Regions from separate parts of the Homo sapiens genome. Here region 2 is linked to region 1. The links are chromatin contacts, found by Hi-C or POLR2A ChIA-PET in ENCODE. All regions are on one chromosome and are shown on one strand. The core of a region is the stretch at or near the end of the contact, and the rest is flanking DNA. Distances in the headings are between cores, read along the strand shown.

Evidence for each region. Hi-C counts contacts between places; a loop is a spot of excess contacts on that map. ChIA-PET counts read pairs that join two places held with the same protein, here RNA polymerase II (POLR2A). Pooled maps may share reads with other maps.
Region 2: a map with no recorded cell type shows a loop between it and region 1 (10-fold over the local background). The contact joins the promoter of CPNE4 here to the promoter of NUDT16-DT in region 1. A Hi-C loop is called at or near these places in 1 of 37 single-sample maps with no recorded cell type and 6 of 50 pooled maps. POLR2A ChIA-PET finds 5 or more read pairs at or near these places in 1 of 52 experiments (WTC11).

The regions. Positions count from the first base shown.
Region 1 is chr3:131,379,288-131,383,312 of GRCh38, reverse strand. NUDT16-DT (NUDT16 divergent transcript) reads left to right here and starts at 1,838. Exons shown (of 4, transcript NR_038976.1): 1 at 1,838-1,980. It overlaps NUDT16 (nudix hydrolase 16), which reads right to left and starts at 1,539. Exons shown (of 3, transcript NM_152395.3): 1 at 1,371-1,539; 2 at 998-1,267; 3 at 1-151. The coding sequence starts at 1,508. RefSeq lists enhancers at 531-1,099, 1,100-1,669, 1,961-2,230 and a silencer at 1,551-1,850.
Region 2 is chr3:132,033,065-132,037,089 of GRCh38, reverse strand. CPNE4 (copine 4) reads left to right here and starts at 2,076. Exons shown (of 16, transcript NM_130808.3): 1 at 2,076-2,523. RefSeq lists a silencer at 1,852-1,951 and an enhancer at 2,327-2,496.

The DNA.
Region 1 (4,025 bases), core at 589-3,088:
AAATAGAGCCAGACTGCAGCAGTCCCAAGTCCTGGAGAGCTTCAAGTAACTGCTCCCGCGCAGAGCCAATAAAGGAATTCTCCAGGAAGGTAGGCAGGCCTCCTACACCATCCCGCAGGGTATACAGGGGCACTCGCACCAGGCCCAGCACCTGTAAAAGGAAGGAGACAGGAGACACTAGGGCCCCAGGTGGCTCATTCCCTTAACTCCATCCTTTCTCCAGCAGATCAGGCCTCACCCCTTAATACTCCAGCAGAACCAGGCCCAAGGCTCACACCTCACTAAAGCCTAGTGGCCCAACCTTCTGCAGGAAAATGACCCAAAACATATTATCTAGCTCTATCAATTAATCTTTCCCACATCTGCTTCTAAACCTCTAGTGGCTACTGCCTCAAAGATGTATTCATACCCTTTCACCAGTGGTTGTCAAAATGTGGTCCTCAGATTATTTGCATCAGCATTATTTGGGAACTTTTGAAAACTACAAATTCTCAGGTTTCCTCTCCCCCCGCCCCACCACCAATGCAGGAATGCTGAGAGAAATCGCTATTTTAATAAGACGCCCCGATGATTCTGCTACCTGCCAAATTTTGAGAACCACCTTCATACATAATCTATCTACTAGCCCTGCCTGAAATATCAGGGCCACATCTCCTACACAAGAAAAGCAAACCCCAAGAATAAAACCTAGGTTGCCACACCTAGATAATGTGATAATCTATCACACTGTCAATAGGGAACAGCAGAGAGACATGGATGAGTGTGTTCTAGAAAGGATCTCTCCTGGTAAAGGGTGGGAAAGACCTTTACAGAAAGCCCAGGTTGGCAGTACTAATTCAGAGTATAGATGATCACGATCCCAACTCCACCAAGAAAGCTGGGGAGAGGGCAAGGTCAGAGGGGCAAAGACTTTTCTCCAGGGATGCTTTCTTGGGGGAGAGAAAGCTTTGGGAGAAGAGGAAATTGGGAAAGGGACAGAGTCCCAGGCTGGTCCCACCTCCAGCCCGTGGTCCTTGGCGCGTGTTGCGCCGGCCTCCACAGCCAACAGCTCCTCGAGCGTCAGACGCTTGGCATAGAAGTGGGCCACAACGCGTGGCCCTGACCCGACGTGGGAGCTGCGGTAGTCAGTGCGCTCCACGCGGAAAGCGGCAGCCGCTTCGCCCAGCTCCTCGCGCAGCTCGCGGTTCAGCCCGTCCTCTAGGCTTCTGTCCTGCGTGTCCACGAATCCGCCGGGGAAGCCCAGGCGTCCATCGAAGCGCATCTGCATCTGCGGGAGGGGGAAGCGGGGATTGGCAGGGGCGCCCCAGAGGAGACCACCAGAGAGGGTGCGGGGCTCAGGCAGAAAGTGGCCGGGCGCGCCCCCTTCTCACCAGTATGGCGTAGCGCAGCGGGATGCGGCCGAAGAGCATCCCAGGGTCCGGCGCGTAGAGGAGAGCGTGGCACGCATGACGCCAGCCCGACCCCAGCGCCAGGGCCTCGCCTAGCTCCAGCCTGCGGGCTCCGGCCATGGCCGGACACTGCTCCTCTGCTGTCCCGAAGGCCCAATGGGCAGAGGGGCGGGTCTCACCTCGGACCAATCCGAGCCTGGGCGGTGCTGCAAGGCCCAATCCCTGCAGGGATAAGGGGAGGAACCTAGGCGCCTGGGGGCGGGGCGCCGCGACCGGTGCGGGAGGCAGCTAATCAGGGCGGGGCTTGCAGACCGGGTTGAAGTCCAGGGCCCAGGAACCCTAGGGTAACCGAAAGCAGCCTCTGGGTTGGGCCTGCGGTGGGGCGGGGCTAGAGGTGTGGCCGCGCCCTAAACCTGGCGCAAGGCCGGTACCTAAAGGCTCCTGGGAGCCAAAAGAGCAAGTCAGGGAACTAGCTTTGGTTGGGTTCGGTGGTACACAAAGCACAAGGCCTGGGTTGGGGTTAGGAGGAAATGAGACTTGCGGCGGGTCGGGGCTGAAGATGTGGCAGCGCCCTGAACCTGGAGAAAGGCTGGTACGTAAACGCCTGCGTCGCAATCTGGAGTCAGCTGGAGTGTCCCGGCAGGTGAGGAAGAGCTGGGGCGCTCAGTTGAGTGCTGGGAGCCAAAGAAGTAATAACTACCTTTGGTTGGGTGTGGTGGTACACAAAGCACAAGGCCTGGGTGGGGGTTAGGAGGAAATGAGGCAGGGTTGGCCTCAGACACCAAGGCCTATCCTAGGGAAATGGAGATGGACAGGCGCCATGGTCTGACAACTATCTTGAGTGGTGAAATTGAGGGGACTTGGTGACTGAGTGAATGGGGAAGAGGGAGCGCTGGGCTAGTGGTGGTTCCGAGTTTCCTGGATGTGGTGTCATTTTCTGAGAGGGGGAGAGTAGGAGAAGGGTGAGCAGTGATAAGTGTAGTTCTAAGGAATTGGGGTGGCCATAGGCAGTGGGCAGCTGATCGTGGGGGTCTGACGCACAGGGAGTGGCACATAGAGAAGTCACAGGGCAGTGAGATTTTCAGGGGAAGGGTGGGGGTGGAAGGAGCTGTGAGTGAAATCCTGTGGCACAGGACTGGGAGTGAGGAGGGGTGAGAGATAGAAGAAGCCTCCTAGGCTTTCTAGTCTTTCCCTCAAACCCCCTCAGACCTCTGAGCTATGAAGGAGGGTGGGTTACCCTACCACAAGGGCAGAGGCCTACTCAGGGCCTGATGCTGAGATGCAGGATCCCTCACTCCAGGCCAGGCCTTCCCCACCCTGCAGAGCGCCCCTACACCAGGTGTCGATATTGATTATGCAATAGAAAGCAGGAGGCAGCTCCTTGAGGGGGGCTGGGCATAAACTCACAGCCTGTAAGTGACGGCATATGGTGGGAAAGAGTCCGGACCCACCCAGAAACAGGTTTGTGACCTTAACAAGTCACTTAACTCTCTCAGATCCCAGCAGCTCATCTGTTAAGTGGAGATGATACCAACCTATTAGGGATGTTGAGATATGTTAGGCACTTAGAACAGTGCCAGGCAGAAAGTAAATGTAGCCATTCTTGGAGTTGAGGGTTGGGGCACAGTGCTATGTCTTACGTTGAGGAGCCAGGGCTGGGCACATACCTATAATCCCAGCACTGTGAGAGGCGAGGTGAGAGGATCATTCAAGGTCATGAATTTGAGACCAGTCTGGGCAACATAGCGAGACCCCGTCTCTACAAAAAATAATAATAATAAATAAAGACCCAAGTGTTGGAACTGAGCTGCACTCATCACGCTCCAGTGTTTGAAGGAGGGATGAGCTGTATGACATCATCTTTCCTAGCTTAGTCTTCTGCGTTGTGGGGCAGGGATATTATCTAATAACATGAAGCAACTGCATTAAAGTGATGAGTCTGTAGGTGTGATACAATTGTCACTGGCCTGCTAGAGTTCCAGGGGGTTTGGAAATAGCCCTGCTTTAACATTAGAGTCACCTCGCAAAAAGCTTCTAAAAATTTTTAAAAGCTGCCACTTTTTCCTACCACAGACCAGTTGAATCAGAATGTATGGGGTCCTACAGGGACATATGCGGTTTTTAAAATATGTTTTAGGTAACTAATAACCAGGGTGGAGAACCGGGGCCTTCCCCCTTCCACTAGCATTCCAAAGGCGACTTGGTTTTTCTCCTAGATAGGCTACCTTTAATGATTTAGGATCAAACATGCCCTTTCCAGATCTTCAAGCTGTTCTTTCTTTCCTGGTTACTTGAGACTTTAAAGATGGACTTTTCAAGATGACTTCAAAGATTTCAAAGGCAACATGAAAAACTGTAAAACCAAGGCAACAGCTGTACGAGTTTTCATGATTTTGGAGACCAGAGCTTTTTCTAGATGAATATGATGAATATGGAAGTCCTTTAGAGCCCCCAACCTTGCCATCCCTTTCAAATCCTTCTCTGCCTCTGCCCCACCCCCACCAACCATCCCCCATTCCACTATCCTAAGGCAGAATGCCCAGGACTCAAGGCTGCAGGTAGAGGGCTGAGCCATGTACCTAAAGAGCTGTTCCAAGTTCATAATGGTACCTGGAACCAAAAATAACTCTGTAGTCA
Region 2 (4,025 bases), core at 827-3,326, 650 kb before region 1:
TGTGTTCACTTATTCTAGCTGCCCCTTTAGAGACTGCTTCAATGAACAACCCCTATCCTCCCATTAACTAGTTGTGTTCCCTGGTCTGGTCATTTCAACCGCCCACACCCTGGATTTATTTTTGTAGATATAGTAAAACTTTCTTGGGCAGGTTGTTGTAAAAATTAAATGGGATGGTAAGTAGAGTGCCTAACAGATTGCCTGGAAATAGTACATGCTCAGCACATCTTAATTCCTTTTCTCTCACCTGTAATATAAGAAGTTTATGTTGAATGGTCCCTAAGGTATTTATATTATTTTTAATTTTATAAATGTAGAAGGTGGTAGACACCTTTCTAGGCATTGGGGTTATAATTATGAACAAGACGACAAAACAGACATATCCCTTGCCTTCATAGAAATTAAATTTTAGAGGATACAATTAACATGCAAGGAAATGCACAATGACTTTTCCTTCTTCTTCCTTCATCTTTGCAAGTTCAATCCAATTCAAATTTTGAGTTTATCTCTGAGGCTACCTCTTAACAAAACCTGGAAGTAATGTTTTTGGACTTAACATTTTCATATTTAGTAGTCATACACTGGTTTTGCCTGCTTAGCATCCGTCTCCCCTTTCCTGGTAGGAGGACCCTGAATATCCCTTGGAGAATTGTCCCTGTGTCTCACTCGCAATGTGTGTAGATCAGGTGGGGCTCCATCCTGGCTCCAGGAGTGCTATAGAAGACATCACATGCTCCTAGACATTGTGGAAGTCCTGGCCCATTAGTGTAATTCCATATCCAAAGGTCACAACGATTGACTTATGCATAGCCATGTGACCCAAGTTTTTGCAATCAAAGCAAATCCAAGGATTTCTGTGGTAGTTTCAGTGTACAGAGAAGCTCCCTGAGGTCCTTTCCAGGGTCCATGTTTAGTGTTATCCTATTTCAGAAAGGCTTTAGAGGTGACTGAAAGAAGAAAAATGTTATTTGTGTTCTGTCAGAAGGTTGTCCCTTTGTTTATCAAAGATATTTCTGTCTACTTCTATAGAACAATTAAGAGGGGGTCTTCCTCCTTACCCTATTGGTTCTCCTTTTCTGGACTTTGAAATTGAGAACTTCATGGTTAGTGAAAAGATTTTGGCTAATATCTCCTCCAACCTTCAGGTTGGAGAGGCTTTGTTAGATAGCCCCTTAATAGGGTGAGAAGGAAGACCTTCCATCTCCCCTCCACGTTAGATGTAACACACTCTATACCATCCCAATGTCAGAAAGAGACCGTCATTCACTTTACTTCATTAATTCCAAAGTCCAATTTGTGAGTCTGACAATACCAATGTGCAGAGAGAATTTAGTTGTCTAGTTTGTCTATGGTAGCAGACATAATCAGAAACAATGCCCTGTATTTGAATAAGTTCATTTGTCTGAATTTGAATAAGTTTGAAATAGGAAGGCCATACTTTCTCTCTAAAGTGCTTTAAAACATGTGGAAGTGGTCACCCCTTACATAAGACAGCATATTTATATCTATCTTTAAGCATAAGTACTCCCTAAGTATTTCTTTATCTTATTTGTGAGGTAGATGTATTCAGAAACTCATCATGAGATGAAGAAAATACTCTTTGTCCATTAATTTACTCATGCATTACTTACTAAAAATAATTTCCAGGCTCCTGCCATACGCCAGACAGTTTTGTAGACACGAAGGATCCAGAGATTAGCAACACCTTTACCATTTTTGGTGACAGTTAAGCACCCATCTAAGAAGTTTTCTTTGGTGAGTGCCAAAAAGTGTAACTCCCATTCCCCCCACACCCGCGCCGCGATACGACCGCTCCACCCTAGAGTGGAGATGGAGACCAAGCACTTGGAGATCTAAATCAAGTGTCCCCAGGAGCTCAGTTGAGCGACAAAGCTGAGCAGAAAGCCCAGACTGCGGGCGCGGCAGGACCACGGAGAGCGCCGCCGCCAAGGCCTGGGCGGGGCCTGAGCTCGGGTTCCCGGGGCAATGCTCGTCTCCGTCAGCAACCCCCAGGGGGCGCTCGCGCGGAGGTTTCGGAACCAGTCTCTTGCCGGGTTGCTGGGTGCATGGGATTCGTCAGAAGGTGGAAATCTCTCTGTGAGAAGCTGCCATCTCCCCGCCACCCGCTCGTCCCCTTCTCTTTCTGCCACCCTCCTTTCCTTCCTCCCTCGCTCCACTCCACTCCCTCCCTCTTTTCTCAGTACCCTCCTCTTTACTCTCCGAGTTAACTGAGAGCCGACCTGACATCTCCAACATTTTCACCCTCTTCCCCCACCCCCATCACCGAGAATGGAGTCAGGGTTTCCGGAGAGACCGAACTCTGCTCTCAGCACCTTTCCCAGCCGCTGTTGCTAAACTGACCTCGGAGGACGAGAGGGGAAGGAGGTGCGACGCCCCTTACATCAGTACAAAACTACCACACCAACCACCTCCACTTCAAAGCCGGATTTTGCATCCTGGGGGCGGGACAGACCTCGTCCCGGGCTGAATTCTCTCTCCACTCTTCGAGATTGGCACACCCAGGTAAGTAAATGCCAACTCTTCATTCCTGTGTTCCTGGGGCGCTGTGATTGCAAAGTCTGTTGGAGCTGCTGCGTAGCAAGACCAACTTTTGAGATGCACTGGTTCTCGCTCACCTTTGCACGTTTGTCATTGCTGTTGTTGTTTTAAAAAGCAGCAGCAAGCAACGTCTTTAATCTGAAGGGACTTCCATCCCCTACCTCTCGCCTTCTGACATCCACCCAACTCGCCCAGGTGGGGTGGGGCGAATGGAGTTGGGGAGAAAGACCGCGGAGGGGAGGGGACAGCATGGCACGGGTGAGGGATAGGTCAGGGAAGTCCCGAAGGCGGAAGAAGGGGTACGGTTTTCAAAATCGGGGAAGGGGAGGGGAAGGGAGTTCTGGCTGAAGTTGCAGCTTCCTCTCTGACAGTGAGAAAGCTGTGGGACATTGTAGTCCCTTCCAATGGCTTGACCTGGCTGCGGTTGGATTCAGCCTCTCAACCTCCTCCCCCACACTTCTTACAATGAGGTTCTAATAATATTTTAGTTGCCTCTTCTCAGTGTTAAAAACTAATGAATAGGCTTGCAAGTGCTTTGATTCAACGTAGTCCTTCAGCGCTTCTTCCTCTATGGAATAAAGTAGCCAGAAGGAAAGGGGGACGGGGACAGGGGACGGGACTGGAGGGACCACTGAAACCAAGCCACAGCTGAGTAAGGAGATCACGACCCCGCGTGGTATCACAGACACACGAGAACTGTTAGGGCTGAATCCAATGGAGATAATTAGGAGGTGGTCCACGCCAAGTCAAGCGAGTGCTGATTACCATCCGGTGAGGAGCAGGCTAAACCCTGATGAAAAATGCTCCTCCTTCATCTTGGAGTAGGTGGGCTTTAAGGCCCTATTTCCCATTCTATGTTCCAAATCTGACGGCGCCCCAGGGCGCCTTGGCGGATTGCCTTTCAGCCCCAGAACCTGCTAGGCTCCAGGGAAAGTCACAGGCGGCAGAGATGATCCAAGGGGCGCAAATCTATGAAGGGCTTGATGTGGGTGGTTGGGAAGTGGAGGGGGGAAAGGTGAGCAGAGTGAGGCGGGAGGGGGCTAGGGAAGCGAGAGTGCTCTGGGAAGCTTTGCAAGAGAGACATCTGAGAACCTCTCCCTCTACACACACACACACACACACACAGACACACACACACACTCACACACTCTCACAGGATTTCAGTGACTTGTGGGAAAAGATGCCTCAGCACCTTTACACCCTGTGTTCAAAACTATGCAAAACCAACTCTTCATCCTCTTGCTGCTTTGCCAGGGATTTTAAAAGCACTGTTCTGGTTTTTCTTGGCTCACTTGGTTTTGTTTCCTGAACAGCACTTTTGAGCTGTCCAAGATACTTTAATATGTTATCTTTAAATGAAACTAAATCCTGCTCATTCGCGCGCCCCCGCGCGCACACATACACAGGCGTACACAATTACCTTAACTTCAAATAAAGTGTTCTTTTCTCCATACTCTTCTATTCCC